Regions from separate parts of the Homo sapiens genome. Here region 2 is linked to region 1. Evidence: chromatin loops called from intact Hi-C (ENCODE). Cell type or tissue: mammary epithelial cell. All regions are shown on one strand. Links, peaks and the distances in the headings refer to the core of each region. The heading gives the core; the rest is flanking DNA.

The links. Hi-C counts contacts between places; a loop is a spot of excess contacts. Peaks named below come from ENCODE experiments on the same cell type or tissue, not always from the same donor. Only the 100,000 strongest peaks of a DNase experiment are listed, where the experiment ranks them.
Region 2: it touches region 1 in a loop (3-fold over the local background); 12 of 110 quality-filtered maps call a loop at or near these places.

The regions. Positions count from the first base shown.
Region 1 is chr15:58,974,173-58,985,620 of GRCh38, forward strand. No RefSeq gene overlaps it. Among named protein-coding and RNA genes, the nearest start is that of RNF111, 7.8 kb to the right of the region's middle. RefSeq lists enhancers at 5,216-5,315, 5,706-5,755. In mammary epithelial cell, for the core only: a CTCF peak has its summit at 6,362 (motif pointing right); no DNase peak of the experiment used is centred there.
Region 2 is chr15:59,373,286-59,383,057 of GRCh38, forward strand. No RefSeq gene overlaps it. Among named protein-coding and RNA genes, the nearest start is that of MYO1E, 5.3 kb to the left of the region's middle. RefSeq lists an enhancer at 6,779-7,280. In mammary epithelial cell, for the core only: a CTCF peak has its summit at 3,648; no DNase peak of the experiment used is centred there; H3K4me3 peaks cover 451 bases; H3K27ac peaks cover 489 bases.

The DNA.
Region 1 (11,448 bases), core at 1,966-9,965:
TCTGATCTTTTAAGGTAAAACAATAAATAATAAAATAAAATAATAAAATAAAACAATTGTTTAAGGTAAAACAATAATTCCCTATTATTTCATCATGGCAGAAAGCAGAAAAATTGAGACCTGGGTTTTTATTTTATTTTAATTTTTCTTTCAGACAGAGTCTCATTCTGTCACCCAGGCTGGAGTGCAGTGGTGTGATCTCAGCTCACTGCAACCTCCACCTCCTGGGTTCAAGCGATTCTACTGCCTCAACCTCCTGAGTAGCTGGGATTAGAGGCAACTGCCATCATGCCTGGCTAATTTTTGTATTTTTAGTAGAGATGGGGTTTCACCATGTTGGCCAGGCTGGTCTCGAACTCCTGAACTCAGGTGATCTGCCCACCTCAGCCTCCCAAAGTGCTGGGATTACAGGCGCGAGCCACCGTGCCCAGCTGAGAGCTGGGTTTTTAAAATACTAATTTTGACTTTGCAAAAATTACTTATACTCTCTGATTGTCTTTCCATAAATCTGGATGACAACAAATGAAAAGCATTCAATCTCACTAGGTATCAGGGAAATACAAACTAAAACTTTGGAAATAACGTTTACCTTAAAGATGTAGAAATTGAATGAAATAATATATGTAGAATCATTGACATATAGATGTAAATCCAATTCTATACATCTTAGGTTTGGGATTCCTATTAGACATTCAAGTGGAGATGTAGAATAGGCAGTTGAGCATATATATCTGGTGCACAGAAGAACGATCTGGGCAAAGAAATAAAGGAGAGCCTAAGACTAAACCTTGAGGGCAGGACATCCAAAGTTAAATTATAGTGGGGTAGATCATTTGTACCTACCTTCCCATTGAAGGTACTAAAAATTATAGACTACCTATAAATATGTCTTTTAAAAATCATAAAACAGCTAATCATTTAGTGAGGAATTACAAGGCAAGATATGGGACTTGGGGAGCATGTTTGTCCTAGGAATACGACACTCTGAGGAGGCAAATGAGAAACTAAACTGTAGTTTTAGAAGCCGTGCTGGACCGAAGGAATGAGGGTAGATCTATAGTTCCCACCAAGGATGGTGACCCACTCCCATCTTTGGGCAGGGCCAGGAATGTGTGTCCTCTAAGAGAAAGAATATGGATTATGAACCAGGTGTGGTGTTTCATGCCTTAATCTGAGCACTTTGAGAGGCCGAGGCAGGTGGATCACTTGAGGTCAGGAGTTTGAGACCAACATGGCCAACATGGTGAAACCCTGTCTCTACTAAAAATACAAAAAAATTAGACAGGTGTGGCAGCATGCACCTTTTAGTCCCAGCTACTCGGGAGGCTGAGGCAGGAGGTTGGTTTGAACCTGGGAGGTAGAGGTTGCAGTGAGCCAAGATAGTGCCATTGCACTCCAGCCTGGGCGACAGAGTGAGACTCTGTCTCAAAAAAAAAAAAAAGAATATGGATTATGGCCTTCCTTCACATCATGTGGCAGTGCAGAAAACCACACACCTTGGTCCTACACTGCTGACCACCTTGAGCACCTGGCAGATACATCTACAAACCAAGATCCTTTGCGGAGGAAGTTAACATCATAACAAATCTCAGATAATTTCTATAAATAATATTTCAACCACAGTTTCCTGAACACAGTGAAAGATAAAGAGGAACACAAAGACACAAGAAGCTGAGTCAGAGTCAGCAGGAAAAACAACAGAAAAAGAATCACAGGGACTCCAGAAAATTATAGACATGGGCTATAAAACAACTATGATTACTGTGTTCAAGGGACAAAATCAAGATAGAAAATTTCAGCAGGAAACTGTGAGCTATAAAAAACTGACATAGCAGATTTGGGTAAAAAAATTCCGGAAGCAAAAGAATATGAGACCAAATTTTTAAAAATTGGGCTAGTAGATTAGTTATAATTGAAGAGAGAATTAGGTGACTGGAATAAAGCTCAGAAGAAGCTATCCAGAATGAAGCAAGGAGTAATTAAACAATACAGTATAAAGGGTAAAAGTATACTAAATACAGTGGGAAGATCTAACATATGCAATTGAAGTTTTAGAAGAAAAAGAGAAAGAATGGATTATAGGTAATATTTTAGATATAATGGTTGATAGTCCACTGTCAAGAAGCCCTACGAAGCCCAAGCAGAATAAATAAAAGTATTAATAAATGCTCAACTGGACACATCAAAATGAAACTTTAATAATCAAGACAAAAAGAAAAATCTTAAAGTAGCCAGAAAAAAAATACATCAATTTAGAAGCTACACAAGGACTTCAGAAGACAGTGAAATGATATCTACAAGGTGCAGTGAGGAAATAACTATCACTCCGGAAATACTCCATTAATGAAGGTGAATCCATATATTTCCAAAAAAAAACAAAAGAGAGATATTATCAATAGCAGATAAGCACTTAAGGATATTCTAGGCTGGGCGTGGTGGCTCATGCCTGTAATCCCAGCACTTTGGGAGGCCAAGACAGGTGGATTACCTGATGTCAGGAGTTTGAGACCAGCCTGACCAACATGGAGAAACCCCGTCTCTACTAAAAATACAAAATTAGCAGGGCGTGGTAGCGCATGCCTGTAATCCCAGCTACTGGGGAGGCTGAGGCAGGGGAATCGCTTGAACCTGGGAGGCGGAGGTTGTAGTGAGCCGAGATCACACCATTGCACTCCAGCCTGGGCAACAAGAGCAAAACTCCATCTCAAAAAAAAAAAAAATATATATATATATATATATATATATACATATATATACACATGTATATGGATATTCTATAGATTATTCCTCATGTAAAAGGAAAATTATCTTGCATGAAAAATCAGAGATGCAGAAATCAATGAAGACCAAAGAAAATGATAATTATGAGGATAAATCTAAATCATATTGACCGCGGCGGGGCGCGGTGGCTCACGTCTGTAATCCCAGCACTTTGGGAGGCTGAGGCAGGTGGATCATAACGTCAGGAATTCGAGACCAGCCTGACCAATGTGGTGAAACCCTGTCTCTACTAAAAAAAAAATACAAAAAAAATTAGTTGGGCTTGGTGGTGTGAGCCTGTAATCCCAGCTACTCAGGAGGGCTGAGGCAGGAGAATCGCTTCAACCCGGGAGGTGGAGGTTGCAGTGGGCCAAGATCGCACCACTGCACTGCAGCCTGGGCGATAGAGCAAGACTCTGTGTCAAATAAAAAAAAAAAATCATATTGACTGCGAAAACAGGGGGTGTGAAAAACAATAATAAAGTCTTGTGGGGTTTAAATGTTATAGAATTTCAGTAAATGGCCAAAATATCACAAATGGTATGTGTGTGTGTGGAGGGAGTGTATATAGTAGATTTTTTTTTTGTTTATGTTTTTGAGACAGTAGTCTTACTCTGGAGTGCAGTGGCACAATCATTGCTCACTGCAACCTCCACATCCCAGGCTCAAATGCTCCTCCCACCTCAGCCTCCCAAGTAGCTGGGACTACAGTTATGCACCACCACACACAGCTAATTTTAAAATTATTTGTAGACACAGGATTTCACCATGTTGCCCAGGCTGATCTTGAACTCCTGGGCTCAAGTGATCCACTTGCCTTGGCCTCCCAAAGTGCTGGGATTACAGGCATGAGCCACTGTGCCCAGCTGGTAAATATTTTAAAGCAATTTATGGATTCTTGATCAAGAGGATATTAAATGTAACAATACTAGATTTTAATAGGTAAGGATGAATGTGGTAATTGCTAAGGCAATCATTAAAAGAATAAAACAGAATATAACTGCAATGAGATGCTACTTCACACCCACTAGGATGTCTATAATTAAACAGACACACAATAATAAGTGTTGACAAGGATAGGAGAAATTGGAATCCTCATATAATGCTGATGAGAATGTAAAATGGTGCAATGCAGCCACTGTGGATCAGTTTGGCAGTTCCTCAAAAAGATAGTCATAGAATTACCATTTGACCCAGCTATTCCACTCATAGGTATATACCCATAAGAAATGAAAACAGGAACTCACACAGATACCTGTACATGAATGCTCATAGCAGCATTATTTATGATCATCAAAATATGGAAGCTTGAGTGTCCATCAATGGGTGAATGAATACATGATTTTAGAATTTTAGAATTCCTTTTCAGTTTTGGGACATTTTTATTTCTTTTTTTTTTTAATTTCTTTTTTCCATTTTCTTTGTTCTCCCTTGGAAGAACTTTTATTAGACTTTTTTTTTTCTTTTAAATGAGATGGGGCTCTCTCTGTGTTGCCCAGGCTGGCATCAAACTCCTGGGCTCAAGGAATCCTCCTTGATTATAGGTGTGTGCCACCGTACCTTGCTTCTATTAGATATTTTACTTCTAGGGTTGGACTTCTATCTCTCTTATCCTTTCCTTCACATTTATTTTTCTTTTTGTCTTATATGCTGGAATATTGTCTTTCTTTTATCTTTTAACCCTTCTACTGAATTTTAATTTCAGGAATCGTATTTTAATCTCTAAAGATTCTTTCTTCCTTTTTAAAAAATAACATCATTTTCCTATTGTAAGAATGCAGTATCATTTTTAATTTCTGAGGATATTAGAGAGTTTAAAATATTTTCCCTCTTATGTTTTTTGAATTATCTCCATTCTCTATTGTCATTTAAAAACCGTTTATCGGCTGGGCACAGTGGCTCATGCCTGTAATCCCAGCACTTTGGGAGGCTAAGGCAGGCGAATCACCTGAAGTCAGGAGTTCAAGACCAGCTTGAAACCTGGACTTGAAACCCTGTCTCTACTAAAAATACAAAAATTAGCCAGGTGTGGTGGTGTGCACCCGTAGTCCTAGCTACTCAGGAGGCTGAGGCAGGAGAATCACTTGAACCTGGGAAGTAGAAGCTGCAATGGGCCAAGATCACGCCACTGCACTCCAGCCTGGCAACAGAGTGAGACTCCATGCCAACAGAGTGAGACTCCATCTCAAAAAACAAAAACAAAAACAAACAATAAAAAAAAGTTTATGAAAACTAAATGTGGCTGGGCGCAGTAGCTTACACCTGTAATCCCAATGCTTTAGGAGGCCAAGGTGGGTGGATCACTTGAGGCCAGGAGTTCAAGACCAGCCTTGGCAACATAGCGAAACCCCATCTCTACTAGAAATACAAAAATTAGCTGGGCATGGTGGTGCACACCTGTAATCCCAACTACCCGGAAGGCTGAGGCAGGAGAGTCGCTTGAACCTGGGAGGTGGAGGTTGCAGTGAGCCGAGATGGCGCCATTGCACTCCAGCCTGGGCGACAGAGCAAGACCTTGTCTCAAAAAAAAACCAAAACCAAAACCAAGAAAACCCTAAGTGTGATGTCTGTGTGGAAGGGTGCTGCCTACCACCAGGCATGTGTGGGCAGGTGGGGCCTATACATCTTAGAATGTGAAGTATTTATCACTGCTTGTCTCACCAGCTGTTCTGGTTCTTCTCAATTACTTCAATGTGTTTCTTTACAGAACTCCCTGCTCCTGTTTTTAGCCTAGGACTTAAAAGCCTAGATGCCACATTTTCTTTATGTGGTGAGAGAGAGGTGAAAAGGTTTCACGGGATTGTGCCCAGAGAGACTTATGATTAATCTCCTCTGGTTTCATTTCTACATTTTACTGTTGGCCTCCCTTGCCTTTGGCCTGAGTCCATAGCCTGTCTTGTATTCTGCAAAGCATAGCAGCTTGCTTGTTGGTGCAGCCTTCTTTGACAGTAGTTAATGGTGTAGCTTTTTTTTTTTTGAGACGGAGTCTCGCTCTTGTTGCCCAGGCTGGAGTGCAATGGCTCCATCTTGGCTCACCGCAACCTCTGCCTCCCGGGTTCAAGCGATTCTTCTGGCTCAGTCCCCTGAGTAGCTGGGACTATAGGTGTGCACCACTACGCCCGGCTAATTTTGTATTTTTAGTAGAGATGGGATTTCACCATGTTGGTCAGGCTGGTCTTGGACTTCCCACCTCAGGTGATCCGCCGGCCTTGGCTTCCCAAAGTGCTGGGATTACAGGCGTGAGCCACCCTGCCCGGTCTGGTGTAGCTTTGATACTTTGCTATAACAATCACTAGTCCTCTGATTTTTATCTTTCAGATATTAGGTGGAATAACTTGCTTGCTAATGACCTTCTCCCATTTTCATTTGTGTTTTGTACGTTTTTAATTCCTTTCTCGTTTGTCAGGGTGATGTTGGGATGATAAACACCTGTGGCCAGTCTAGTCTGTTATCTGCTACTGAAAAAGAAAATTTCATTAAATAAAACAATATTTGCTGTATGAAGATTATCTTAAACGTACATCTTTGAGGAAAAAAATGCTAGAGCTTTACAGGTTTTGCAAAATGAACTTAATGTTGAGATGTTTAAGCAATTTTGATTCAGTAGGTGGCACTCTTTCCTAGTTTAACTCAATTCTAAATTGTGAACGGTTTGAAAATAGATTTTTCTTATCGGTATAATTTAAATAGATTGGGTTTCAGAGTTTCGTGATTGTCAACCTTAATCACTTGATATTTTCAGAATTTAAAAATACTTAAGCAAATTTTAAAATTAAGATATTAAACTAAAATCTCTAATATTTACAAATTTCTGTTGCATAATAGTGATTTATGTTCTGTCAAAAGTCAAAAATAATTACAATCTTATCAGAAGCCCTGACTGCTAAAGGTGTTTGGATTCAAGTTATCGAATAAATTTTTAAAATTCCCTTTTAGCACATGGGCACTTTCATTTTATTCTCTTTCTTCTTCTTCTTCTATATCTTTATCTCTGAACAGTCCCCCAATATATCAGTGTTTTTAATGTACTGTATAATAATTTTTTTCTTTCTTTTTTTTTTTTTGAAACATGGTCTCACTGTGTTGCCCTGGCTGGAGTGTAGTGGCTATTCACAGTCACGTTCATAGCACATTGCAGCCCTGAGTACCTGGGCTCCAGTGATCCTCCTGCCTCAGCCTCCTGAGAACAATGTACTATATAATCTTTCAACTGAGCAAAGCACAGTCTCTGCAATCCTGTAACTTAAAATCATAATCAAGTATTAGTTTGTGCAATTAAAACTAATACTAATGTAGTTTAGAGAAACTTTTAAATGATTTTGGAAAACTTTGCATGATCTGTAAATAATAACAAGCAAATGCATCAAAGTGTCTTTACTTCCTGTTCTGAATTTGCAACTAAGTAGCCAGTATGTAAATCACACTTGAAATTGTAATATAGCGTTCTCATAAATCTAATTAGGTCTGAAGCAAAATATGAAATGTTAGAACTTTAAGGCACTTTGGAGGTTATCCAGTCTAACTTTTCAATGATCAGAAACTTTTGTTTTTTTTGAGATAGGTCCCACTCTGTCACCCAGGCTGGAGTGCAGTGACGTGTTCATAGTTCACTGCAGCCTAAATCTCCCAGGCTCAAGTGATTCTCCTGTCTCAGCCTCCTGAGTAGCTGGGACTACAGGCACATGCCATAATGTCCTGCTAATTTTTTTGGATTTTTAGTAGAGATGGAGCCTCACTATTTTGCCCAGGCCGGTCTTGAACTCCTAGGTTCAAGTGATTGTCCCAACTTAGCCTCCCAAAGCACTTAGATTACAGATGTGAGTCCCTGCACCTGGCCAGAAACTTGTAATTGTAAAAAAGATTGCTAATAGAGGTGAGCGCATTAAAAATTCTGAATTTTAAAAGCGACATTGCAAAAGCATTTCAAGAGTTAACAACAACTTAATGAAAATGCTCACTGGTAAACCTCTGACTAACTTTAACCAAGTGTGTAAAAATATTGGTAATTAAAAGACTAAACTATTTCTGAGAATGGTTATCAGTCAGTTGGAAATCCTTGCTTGTGGTTCTAGGCTTACATTACCAATGGTGAATGGCAGCTTTCACTTTCATTTTTCTACACTTTTATCTTAAAAATATACTTTCACAGAATGAGAGAGCCTCAGACATGCCCAGAATTTGGCCTGATAACCAGAAACATATCATGATATTTGAAGTTTTGCTCATCTGCAAAATTCCAGGCATTCTGTGTCCCCTGGTTAGTCCATAATTTGTTACCTCTGTTTTTTAGAAACAGAGTCACAGAGATAGTATTAGTTATTGAGTCGTCTTCTTCTTCTTCTTCTTCTTCTTCTTCTTCTTCTTCTTCTTCTTCTTCTTCTTCCTCTTCCTCTCCTTCTCCTTCTCCTTCTCCTTCTCCTTCTTCTTCTGACAGAGTCTTGCTCTGTTCGGCATGATCTTGGCTCACTGCAACCTCCGCCTCCTGGGTTCAAGCAATTCTCCTGTTTCAGCCTCCCAAGTAGCTGGGATTACAGGCGTGTGCCCAGCTAATTTCTTTGTGTTTTTAGTAGAGACGGGGTTTCACCATGTTGGCCAGCCAAGTCTCGAACTCCCAGCCTCAGGTGATCCAACCACCTCGGCCTCCCAAAATGCTGGGATTACAGGCATGAGCCACTGCGCCTGGCCTCTTGATATTTCAAATATATCTTGAAAGTTGCCTTCCAAAGAAAATTGTAAATTTATTAGTTGATAAGTACTCATCACAAAGGTATTGTCTTTTGAGGTTATCCTTCTGCTAAATAGCTCCTCAATTTTTCAGAATCTATGATTGCATTGATTGCAAAACAGTTTAGTAGGATAAAGGGCTGTGTCTAATTACTATCTATCTGTTTCTATGTACATATAATAAAGATTATATAGTACTATATGTAGTATATGCTACATATATAATCTTTAAAAATAGTCTCTTTCCAATCACATAGCCTGAAATCATTTTTTATCTAGATACGTATTTTTTGAGGTGAAGTCTTGTTCTGTTGCCCAGGCTGGAGTGCAGTGGCACGATCTTGGCTCACTGCAACCTCCACCTCCTGGGCTCAAGCAATTGCCTGCCTCAGCCTCTTGAGTAGCTGGGATTACAGGTGCCTGCCACCATGTGCGGCTAATTTTTGTATTTTTAGTAGAGATGGGGTTTCACTATGTTGGCCAGGCTGGTCTCCAACTCTTGTCCTCAGGTGATCACCCTTTTCTGCCTCCCAAAGCGCTGGGATTACAGGGATGAGCCGCCACACCCAGCCCATATAGAAAATTTTAATGAGAACTGTGCTACCTCAACTAAATCAGCAGTTATGGAGTCTATAGCACTTTTCTTTCAGTTTTAAGTTCCAGTGATATCTTCATATGCCAAGAAGAAAATAAAATATTCTGAATCACGAAGTGTTCTGATTAGTTCATCTCTGAGATCCTTTTAATTATTTCCAAAGCTTTACATCTGAGGAAATAGTTCACTAAATACTTTCAAGAATTTCCCAAGATCTTCTAACTCTTGCATTACATCTTCAAACTTTTCTCCATTTCTTCCAAAGAGCTCACGAAGCTGACCACATAATTAGTTACTCTCACTTGCAGACTTTATACAGTTGTGAACTATGCAATGGATGATGGGCATACCAGTCTTTCCTTCTGACTTTGATAGTTTGTAGAAATTTTCTTATTACCCTTGATTGCAGGTAACTCACTAATTCAGCCCAGTATTTCCATGTTTAGACCAAACTCCTCAAATTCCTGTCAGGCAGTAGTTAGATTCTGCTGGCCCATATATGCAGACTAATTTGGTAAACATTATTTGGCTGCAGTTTGAGGAAAGCAGAATTTGGTTTGGAGTGCATTTGGAAAAACTTGATCTCTCCACAAGTGAGTAAAATTAATTTTCAGATATTTAAAGTGATTTGATTAAGGATTTCTGGTTTCTTCTGGCAAAATTGAGATTAGAATCCCAATCTTCTTATTCAGTACAGTTCAATAAATATTTGAGTGCTATTTTTCTACTTAAGAGAGAAAGACATTTTCTCTGATTTTAAGTTTTGAGACAGGTATGTATGTAAACAATCATAATACTTAGATGTATGTATAAAGCTTGAAGAGAGTACTAAAACTGGAGTAAGTCCATTTCAAGGGGTGGGGAGAGCGGTAAGGAAATGCTTCATGGAAGACGGCTTGGAGGAATGGGTAAGAATTTGTTAAGCAGATAAAGCATGGGTGGGAAATGTGGAGAAAGGGGGTGAATTTTGAGACAGAAGGAACTGTGCAAAGGCAGAGAGATGGAAAAAGAGAGACATATATCTACAAGAATATGGAGTTAAGATCGGGTGAGTCTTGAACCTTGCTGGTATTCTGAAGGGTAAGAAACAGTAGAAAAAGAGAGAGGAAAGATAATGGAAATAAAAAGATGGTCAGTTGAAGAAAGTTCTTATGTAGGCAGAGGAAATGAGATCCAAATCTCACATGGAAGAATTAGCCTTGGATAGGAGAAAGGATAGCCTTTCCACTGAAACATGTGAGAGGGAAGAAGTGAGATTGTACTAATGCAATTAGGTTTGTTAGCTTCATGGGGAAAATTGATAGTTATATAGGAATAATATATATATATATTCTTTTACATATATATTATATATTCTTATATATAACATATATTCTTTTATATATATAATATATATTATATATTCTTTTATATATATATTATATATATATATATATATTTTTTTTTTTTTTCCTGGAGAATTACAAGAAGTTTGAGAAGTCCACCGAGGTCCAGGAAGGGTCAGGGGACAGGATGGGAACTAGGGCTGGTATGAAGTGATACTGAAGAATCTGGATTTTGAAGGGCTTTATTTGTCATGCTAAGGATTTTTAACTTGAAGGTGATGGAGGATCATTGAAAGATTTAAGCAATTTAATGTCTAATCAGTTTCTGCCATACTCTAACTGTGGCTTAAGGTTGAGTTTGGGGTGGTGTGGTGACAGTGGTGGAAGCAGAAGCATAGAAATCAGAAAATTGTTATGTGTAAATTAGGTGAGAGCCGCTTCTCACCCGAATCTACCATTATTCTTCTAAATACAACTGCGTAACACCTGTCCCTTCAACCTCACTCCTCTTCTGCTCTGGGCTTTGATTTGTTGCCCTTCTGCCATTATGGTAGTGACTATTCTGATTTTTAAAATCTCTTCTAGTCACTCTCCGCCCAGCATTTTCCAAAGCTCATATGTTTATAGATGGCCCTACCTCATGTTTCATAAGGAAGTCAAGGTCATTCAGTGAACAAGCCCTCAATTTGCCCCCTGAAGCTAACATACCTAAACTGCAGTCTTCTTCCTTCTCACCTGTTTCAGTGGAAAGGCCATCCCTTCTCCTATCCAAGGCTAAATTTCCATCTGAGCTTTAAATCTCATTTCCTCTGGCTCCATAGGTATTTTTCTCCATTGCGCATCCCTTTATTTTCTTTATCTTTCCACTCCTTTTTTCTACTGACTCTTTTCCTTCAGCATCCCAACAGGGTTGAAGCCCTCACCCTTTTATTTCATCTGGGGTTTCTCAACTGCATTATTAACATTTTCGGCCAAAGAATTCTTTGTTGTGGAGAGGCCAGCATCCCTAGCCTCTATCCTAGTGGATAGATGCCAGTAGCCACG
Region 2 (9,772 bases), core at 40-8,039, 400 kb after region 1:
CTACGTCTGGATTGTGAGCAAAGTCAAAAATATCATTTCCCCACCCCTCCTTTTACCTGAATTTCCTTGGAAAACAAAGGAAGACTTCCGGCTGCTTTTTCTTTTCTTTTTTCTGTTTTTCTTTTCTTTCTCTTTCCTTTCTTTCTTGTTTCTTTTTTGCACGTTTTGATGGCAGAAAAGTTGTTGCACGTGCAGTGGGCAGAGGGAAGGAGAGAGGAGAGATAGGTGGGAAGAAACCCCATCCAACCTCAGCCAACACATCTGCTGAAAACAATCAGAACTGTAAAAATGCATTATTCCAGACTGTCGAATATCCAAGGAGAAGATTGGGGTGGGGCGGGGTGGGGGGAAGCAGAATCTTAAAATCAAGGTAGGGAGTTTGATTTTATTGTTCTGGAGGCTGAGGAAGTAAATTTGGTGAGTCTTAACAGGCTGCCTTCCTGGAATCTGTAGAAGATAAAATTGGTAAACTTCAGGGCATAGAGAAACTATGAAGCATAATGATATTATGATACTTTCTGAAATTTGGTTGAGGCAGGGCGCTGTGGCTCACGCCTACAATCCCAGCACTTTGGGAGGCTGAGGTTGGTGGATCACGTGAGGTCAGGAGTTTGAGACCAGCCTGGCCACCAACACGGTGAAACCCCTTCTCTACTAAAAATACAAAAATTAGCCCGGCATGGTTATACATGCCTGTAATCTCAGCTACTCGGGAGGCTGAGGCACGAGAATCGTTTAAACAGGGGAGGCGGAGGTCGCAGGGAGCCGGGATCGTTCCACTCTACTCCAGCCTGGGCGACAGAGCAAGATTCTGTCAAAAAAAAAAAGAAGGAAAGAAAGAAAGAGAGAGAGAGAGAAGAAAGGAAGAAAGGAAAAAGAAATTTGGTTGTAGCTCTTCACTTGACTATCTGAGCATAGAGTTAGAAAGGGTATTAAACTTTATCTTGTCTAAAAGGGTAAACAAAATGTTACAACATGGATGAATCTCGAAAATATCGTGTTAAGCCAGGAGCAAAAGACCACATATTATATAATTCCATTTAAATGAAAGTTGAGGATAGGGAAATCTATAGAGATAAAAAGTAGGTTAGTGGTTTGCTAGGGGCTGGGGGAGAGGGGAGATGGAAGTAATTGCTAACAGGTATGCATTTTCCTATTGAAGTGATGAAAATATTCTGGAATTAGTGGTGATGATTGTACAAGTTTATGAATATACTAAAAACCACTGTGTTATGCTTTTTAAATGGGTGAGTCTTATGGTACGTTCATTATATCTCACTTTTAAAAGTTGAAAGAAAATCATATTGTCCAAATTCTTGTAGTAATCATTTACATAGTTTGGCAACAATATAATCGAATGTGTGTTATAAGACAGCACAGCTAAACACTGGAGCTACAACTGGTCCCTGCCCTCACTGAGCTTACAATTTTAGGATGGGGAAAACAAACGATAAATTTTTAGAAAGAATAAATACAGGAAAGAAGCAAGCATAATGAAATGCGACAGTAGTTTTGTGCAAGGAACTGCCATATTTGGAGCTATAGTTTAGGGCAGGAAATTCATCTGACATAGTTATGTAGTATGAATTGGAAAGAAAACAGCATGCCATCTGTACTAGGCATTGCCTAGGTACACACAGACATGATAAAGTCTCAGATAAGTCTGACTCCATATCTCATAGGGAAATATCAGCTTCAGAATATTATTAGGTCAGCCAAGCTCAGTGGCTCATGCCTACAGTGCTAGCGCTTTAGGAGGCCAAGATGGTAGGATTGCCTGAAGCCAGGCATTCAAGACCAGCCTGGGCATCATAGCAAGACTCTGTCTCTATCAACAAATTATAATAATAAAAATTAGCTGGGCATTATAGTGCATGCCTGTAGTCCCAGCTACTTGGGAGGCTGAGGCAGGAAGATCATGTGAGGCCGGGAATTCGAGGCTGTAGTGAGCTTTGATCGTGCCACTGCACTCCAGCCTGGGCAACAGAGTGAAGCCCTGTCTCAAAACAACAACAACAACAACAACAACAACAAAACCTATCAGGAATTTTAGGAGTGTATGAACAGAGGTTACCAAGACGGAAGTGTCAGCTTACCAGTAACACAAGAAACACTACCTAAGACACCATCCCATCCATGGTCAACCCTCATTAGTAGTCAGATTGACATGGGCTTTGAGATGTACAGACAAAGGCATAGTTTGTTTCCCAAGATTAGCCCAGGTATACAATGAAACACTGAAAATCTCTTAATAAGCCATTGACAGTCGACTGACAATTGATCAGTCTTGGATTTATCAAAAACTACCTTGAGACTATTAGTCCATTATATCATCATTTCTGATTTTTTAAAAAAATGTTTTAGCGTTTACTTTTATTGCCCTAATAATCTATAATCTCTTCCAAGTTTCAAGAGGTACATCTAACTGTAGTAGGCAGGACTTTGATGAAGATGTATGCTTGTGTTCATTTTTTATAATATATATGAGATTTTATATGTACATATGATTTATATATGATTATATATCATTTTATAATATATATGAGCATGAGATTATTATAAAGTCATATATATATATAAAAGCAGTTTTTGCCGGGCGTGGTGGCTCACGCCTGTAATCCCAGCACTTTGGGAGGCCGAGGCGGGTGCATCACGAGGTCAGGAGATCAAGACCATCCTGGGTAACATGGTGAAACCCCGTCTCTACTAAAAAAAAAAAAAAAATACAAAAAATTAGCCAGGCATGGTGGCTGGTGACTGTAGTCCCAGCTACTCGGGAGGCTGAGGCAGGAGAATGGCGTGAACCCAGGAGGCGGAGCTTGCAATGAGCCAAGATCACACCACTGCACTCCAGCCTAGGAGACAGAGCGAGACTCTGTCTCAAAAAAAAAAAGGAACATTTTCCCAATTCTGATTTCCATCTGTTTTTCAGAGGATTCAGTAATATATTGCCAAATATTTATTCTTTCTTTTTTTTTTTTTTTTGAGACGGAGTCTTGCTCTGTCACCCACGCTGGAGTGCGGTGGCGCAATCTCGGCTCACTGCAACCTCTGCCTTCCGGGTTCAAGCTATTCTCTGCTTCAGCCTCCCAAGTAGCTGGAATGACAGGCACCCGCCACCACACCCAGCTAATTTTTGTATTTTTAGTAGAGATGGGGTTTCACCATCTTGGCCAGGCTTGTCTTGAACTGCTGACCTCGTGATCCACCCACCTCGGCCTCCCAAAGTGCTGGGATTACAGGTGTGAGCCACCGTGCCCGGCCTTCTTTCTTTTTTTGAGATGCTCTGTCACCTACACTGGAGTGCAGTGGCTCTATCTCGGCTCACTGCAACCTCTTGCCTCCTGAGTTCAAGTGATTCTCCTGCCTCAGCCTCCAGAGTAGCTAGGAATACAGGCGCCCACCACCACACCTGGTTAATTTTTGTATTTTTAGTAGAGATGAGTTTTCGCCATGTTGACCAGGCTGGTCTCTCAAAGTCCTGATCTCAAATGATCTGCCTACCTCAGCCCCCTAAAGTGCTGGGATTATAGACTTCAGCCACTGAGCCCAGCCAGATATTTATTCTTATTCAAGACCATAGTAGCAGTGAAGTGGAAGCAACTTTTAAAATTGTAAAACTCATTCTAGACACATGATGGAGCTAGTCAGATAAGGCTTTGTAAATACCTTGGCATGATTAATTGCATTTTTTCTGGGGCTGAATGAAAAGGAACAAATAAAAAAATCAAAATGAATACAAAGTAAAATTTTCTGTATAAATCTATCAGTGAACTAAATCATTGTTTATGCATTTTGGAAAGCAGCAAGAAAATAATATCGAGCAATAAAACTAGTTTCCCTGTCAATACCATAAAAAATCATTCAGAATGCACTCACAACACTAAAGTTAATTAATGTGGGGCTGGTGCGGTGGCTCACGCCTGTAATCCCACCACTTTGGGAGGCTGAGGCAGGTAGATCACCTGAAGTCAGGAGTTGGAGAGCAGCCTGGCCAAACATGGTGAAACCCTGTCTCTACTAAAAATACAAAAAAAAATTAGCTGGCTGTGGTGGCAGGCACCTGTAATCCCAGCTACTCGATAGGCTGAGGCAGGAGAATCTCTTGAACCCCGGAGGCGGAGATTGCAGTGAGCCGAGATCAGGCCAGTGCGGGCCAGCCTGGGCAAAAAGAGTGAGATTCCGTCTCAAAAAAAAAAAAAAAGAAAAGAAAAGAAAATTTGGCTGGGCACAGTGGCTCACACCTGTAATCCCAGGACTTTGGGAGGCCAAGGCAGGTGGATCACCCGAGGTCAGGAGTTTGAGACCAGCCTGACCAATATGGTGAAACCCCGTCTCTACTAAAAATACAAAAGTTAGCCAGGCATGGTGTCCTGCACCTGTAGTCCCAACTGTAGTAGAGGCTGAGACAGGAGAATTGTTTGAACCCGGGAGGCGGAGGTTGCAGTGAGCCAAGATCCTGCCACCGCACTCCAGCCTGGGTGGCAGAGCGAGACTCCATCTCCAAAAAAAAAAGAAAATTTGTCAATGGGAAAATTAGAAACCTTTAACAAGACACTAATGAAAGAGAGACTTGTATCATATCAGTGTGAAATGTCCTCTACAATCACTATTTTTATCATAACATACATCATGTATTAGGTTCACTAGCTATTAGCTACTGAGCTAAGTGCTTAATGTGCAATATCTTATGTAATCTTCCATACGACCCTGTTAGCTCCATTTGCAGTTAAGAAACTAAGTTGAGAAGACTTAAAGTAATTTGACCAAGCTATTACTCAGCTATCCTGCATCAAATACATACATTTGTCTGGCTCTGAAGCCTACACTATTACCCTTTAAGCAGTGATTGCGTAATAGAAATGTCCATCAGAAGAAATTGTCCCTAATGCAGGCCCAAAATGAATAGGAACACACTTATTAAAACCCCGTGAGCCTTTCCAAACCAGAGCTCCCAGAAAAATTGTTGCTTTTTAATGGAATATAAAAATTACATTTACACAGTAAGTTTAACTCTAAACACTTTTTCCCCCAGTATGTTGATATTGGTTTATAAAAAGGATGTTGAAGAGAATTTCACCAGTTGTATAATGTAACATGATGCTACTTCTGATTAAGATAAATTAAGGCCAGGCACGGTGGCTCACACCTGTAATCTCAGCACTTTGGGAGGTCGAGGCAGGTGGATCACCTGAGGTCAGGAATTCGAGACCAGCCTGGCCAGCATGGTGAAACCCCATCTCTACCAAAAATACAAAAAAGTAACCGGGCGTGGTGGCAGGTGCCTGTAATCCCAGCTACTCAGGAGGCTGGGGCAGAAGACTCACTTGAACCCAGGAGGCAGAGGTTGCAGTGAACCGAGACAGTGCCATTGCACTCCAGCCTGGGTGACGGAGGGAGACTCTGTCTCAAAAAAAAATAAAATAAAATAAAATTATTTTGCCTTAAGAATTATTTTACTGAAGTAAAGGAATAGAAATGATTTAAATATATGCTTAAATTAGCAGCTTATTAAAAGCATGTTTGTGTAGATTTATTATTATATTTTCTCTGATTTAAATCAATATTTTCTTTTCTTCCAGTTTCAATTTGATTTTTACATTCAGAAGATAAACCTTGATCTTTCTCCAAATCTAAAAAATTTGGAGTTGAAACAATGATTAATACTAGTTATGGTGGTCCATGATCTAGCAAGGAATGAGGAAGTCCATGGAAATGAGCTTTGCAGATAACTAAATCTCTTGTCCATACCTTGATGTTCTTTATTTTCCCCACTCACTGTCAATGTTTACTTTCCTGTTGGATCCTGTGTATTCTTATAAGTCATCTGAGCTCTTTGCTACAACAAGGCAAGGCATGGATCAATAAATATGTGCATTTCAAAAAGTAAAAAATAACAAATCTCTGCATGAACCTTGCCTTTTTTCCTTTTTTCTTTCTTTTCTTTCTTTTTTTTTTTTTGTTTTTGTTTTTTTGTTTGTTTGTTTGACAGCACCACACTGTGTCTCCCAGGCTGGAGTGCAGAGGCACAAACAGGTATCACTGTGCCAGGCTCAAGGGATCCTCCCGTCTCAGCCTCCCAAGTAGCTGGGACCATAGGTACACACTACCTATAGCTCGGCTAATTTTTTTATTTTTTGTAGAGACAGAGTCTCACCATGTTACCCAGGCTGGTCTCGAACTCCGGGCTAAAGCAGTCCTCCAGCCTCAGCCTCCCAAAGTGCTGGGATTAAAGGCATAAACCACTACACCCAGCCAAATCTTGTCATTTTTAGATACCAAGACTTTTTTTTTTAACTTTAAGAAAAGTTTTTTCTGAATGAAACTACACATTTCATGGACTTCTGAAAATACATTGAATGTCAGGCAGCTTTTGCTTTAAGACTCAAGGTCATTACCATAAATATTGATTATTGCACAGGATTGCACGAACCAAGGTCCTGGGGGACTGTCAGATGAAATGACTGTTTGCCACTATCTTTCATGGTCTTGGACTGCTGTACTTATATGGTTCTCCTGTGTTTTTTTTTTTGGTGTGTGTGTGTTTATATCCTCCACTGGCAGAGACTTATTTATTTATTCATTTATTTATTTATTCATTCATTCATTCATTTATTTTGAGATGACATCTTGCTTTGTTGCCCAGACTGGAGTATGATGGCATGATGACAGCTCACTGCTGCCTTAAACTCCCGGCCTCAAGCTGTCCTCCTGCCTCAGCCTCCCAAATTGCTGGAATTACAGGTGAGTGACCACATCTGGCCAAGAGAGACTTTTTTCTGCCGTTATGTGTTGCTCCAATTTAGTCTCTTTTACTAACAAGGATCAGAAGAGCACATGGGTTACTTTAAAGAAAATAATGTTGTTTTTTTTTTTGAGGCGGAGTCTCACTCGGTTGCCCAAACTGGAGTGCAGTGTTGTGATGTCGGTTCACTACAACCTCCGCCTCCCAGGTTCAAGCGATTCTCCTGCCTCAGCCTCCCAAGTAGCTGGGATTACAGGTGCACGTCACCACACCTGGCTAATTTTTGTATTTTTAGTAGAGACAGGGTTTCATCATGTTGGCCAGGCTGGTCTCTAACTCCTGATCTCCAGTGATCCAGCCGCTGCACCCTCACAAAGTGCTGGGATTATAGGCGTGAGCTACCATGCCTGGCCTTTGCTTTATTTTTTTGCTTTTGTTTTTGTTTTTGTTTGAGATAGAGTCTCACTCTGTCACCCAAGCTGGAGTGCACTGGCACGACCTTGGCTCACTGCAACCTCTGCCTCCCAGGTTCAAACGATTCTCATGCCTCAGCCTCCCGAGTAGCTGGGACCATAGGCACGTGCCACCACACCTATCTAATTTTTGAATTTTTAGTAGAGATGGGGTTTTGCCATGTTGGCCAGGCTGGTCTCGAACTCCTGGCCTCAAGTGATCCAAGTGCCTCAGCCTCCCAAAGTGCTGGGATTATAGGCGTGAGCCACTTCACTAGGCCAGAAAGAAATTTTTTTTTAAAGTATACATGCCCAGGAGCCCAGGAAAAACAAGACAAAAGAAGGCAGGGCTGTGCATCTCTGCGTGGTTGGATGTTCTTTTCTTGTCTGTCTCTTGAAGCTTCTCCCACTTAACTCACAGTTGTTCCTCTTCCCCGATTTCAGCTTGCAAAGTGCCTGTAGCCTGTCACGATCTGACTTGGGCCCTAGAATAACGTTTTTTACAATGTTGCCCACAGCTCACTGGAAACTGCCCTCTAGACTTTTGATTCAAGTTCCATAGGGAGAAAGGGACGGAGAGAAAAAAAGAAAGAATCTGACTCACCCAGCTCAACCTTTTAAATCACGCCACCCAGGTCATAGGTCACTGACAAGGAAGGCTCTGCTGGGACCAGGTGCCTGTCCAGTCACATTCCAAGCAAATGCTGTGAGAGGAGTGATGTCCTAAAGCTTACTGCCCCATTAAAAAGAGATGGCAGATGGGGACAGAGTCTCTGGGGAAGGAAGACAGGGTAGACACTCCAAATTTAGGGCATGCAGCAGTTTGCTGACTTTGCCTGTCTGCTGCCTCGATTTCTACACTTAGTGAGTCCAGGAGGGTAATTCCGTTCACCTCTTCAATAGAAAAAAATGTATGGCCTTTGTAATGATCATCATCATTTCCCCTTTATCATCATTGTGCCTGTAAATGTGTTTACATACTTGAGATGTGACATCATTTTTCCTTTATTATCATGTACTTATAAATGTGTTTTTGATTACATGCCTTTAAATATTTGTGTAAACACATAGATGTGTGTGTTGTGTGTGTGTATTTAAGATGACATTTTTTTCTTTTTTTTTTTTTTTTTTGACACAGGGTCTCACTCTGTCACTCAGGCTGGACTCCAGTGGTGTGAACACATATCTCAAGCAATCCTCCTGCCTCTGCCTCCCAAGTAGCCAGAACTACAGGCGGTGCCAACATGGCTAGCTAATTTTTTTTTCTTTTTTTGTAGGACTGGGTCTTGCTATATTGCCCAGGCTGGTCTCAAGCTCCTGGGCTCAAGCGATCCTCCCTCCTCGGCCTCCCAAAGTGCTGGAATTACAGGTGTGAGCCACCATGCTCAGATAGATGACATGTTTTTCAATATATTGTTACAAACACTTGGGGAGATTGAATAGAGTGTTTCTTGGTGTTCAGCATGATGGCAGCATGGTTTCCAACTGACTACTGTTATCACTCACCACCACAACCAACCTTTACTGAGCACTGTTGTAGGTGCTGGAGAAGTAGAAGACAAGTTCCCAGTCCTCATAGGATTCACATGTTTACATGTACATCCAAAACATACAACAATGCAAGAGAGTTCTACCTTCATATAGAACACGTTCCCAAAACACACACCAATGTCAGATATATAAAGTTCAAAGACAAATCCGTGTGCTTTAAGCACAGGTTTCTATTTTCAGAGATCTAAAATGTAGCATAAAATCCCTGATTGTGTGCTGTCCCCTAGACATAGTCTTAAGCTATAATTCCAGCATGCATAGATGTTTTTAAAATCTGAGCATCTCCATCCTAGCTGAGCAAAGTTGACCACCTGAAGTCCAATAGGCAGCTTTAAGATTTGGGTCAGGCTATTTACCTTTATAAATCATGAATTTTTTTTTATCTGTAAAGACAGAGATAATAATAGTACCTTCATCATTTATTTCTCACATAGTGTTGTAAGAATATGAATTAAATCATATAAAGTAATAGCAATGATGAGTGATGCGTAGCAACGTCTCGGTATGAGTTGTCATTATTGAGGCTAAATATTCACTACCTTCTCCACACCTAATGATTCCCTTCTTTGTCTCAATTGTTTTATGTTTATGAGAACAACACTCCCTTTTACTAGTGTTTGCACTTATATTTTCTCCATATTTCACTAATTTTGAAAAAGCGACAAGGCTAAATGGAACCCAGTATGAATGTAATTGAGTAAATACTGTAGTTTGACAATGCTGGTAGCGCAGGTGGACCTGAGCTATGGACTGGCAGGCAGCACCGCCAAGAGATAGCTCAAAAGGTTCCTTTGTTGCCTGGCCCATTGTCCTGATGCCATGTAGGAAACATGGCTCAGGTGCATTTCTATACAATGTCTGTATCTGTGGAAAGGTGAATGTACAAAGGTCAACGGCACAAGGAGATGGCCCCTCTCTTTTATTATATTGAATTCCTGGAAATCCCGAAATAGAGCCAAACATGATAAAGTTGATGACAGTTTCCCATAGGAGGAATGCTTCAATAAGGACTTGATAACAAATG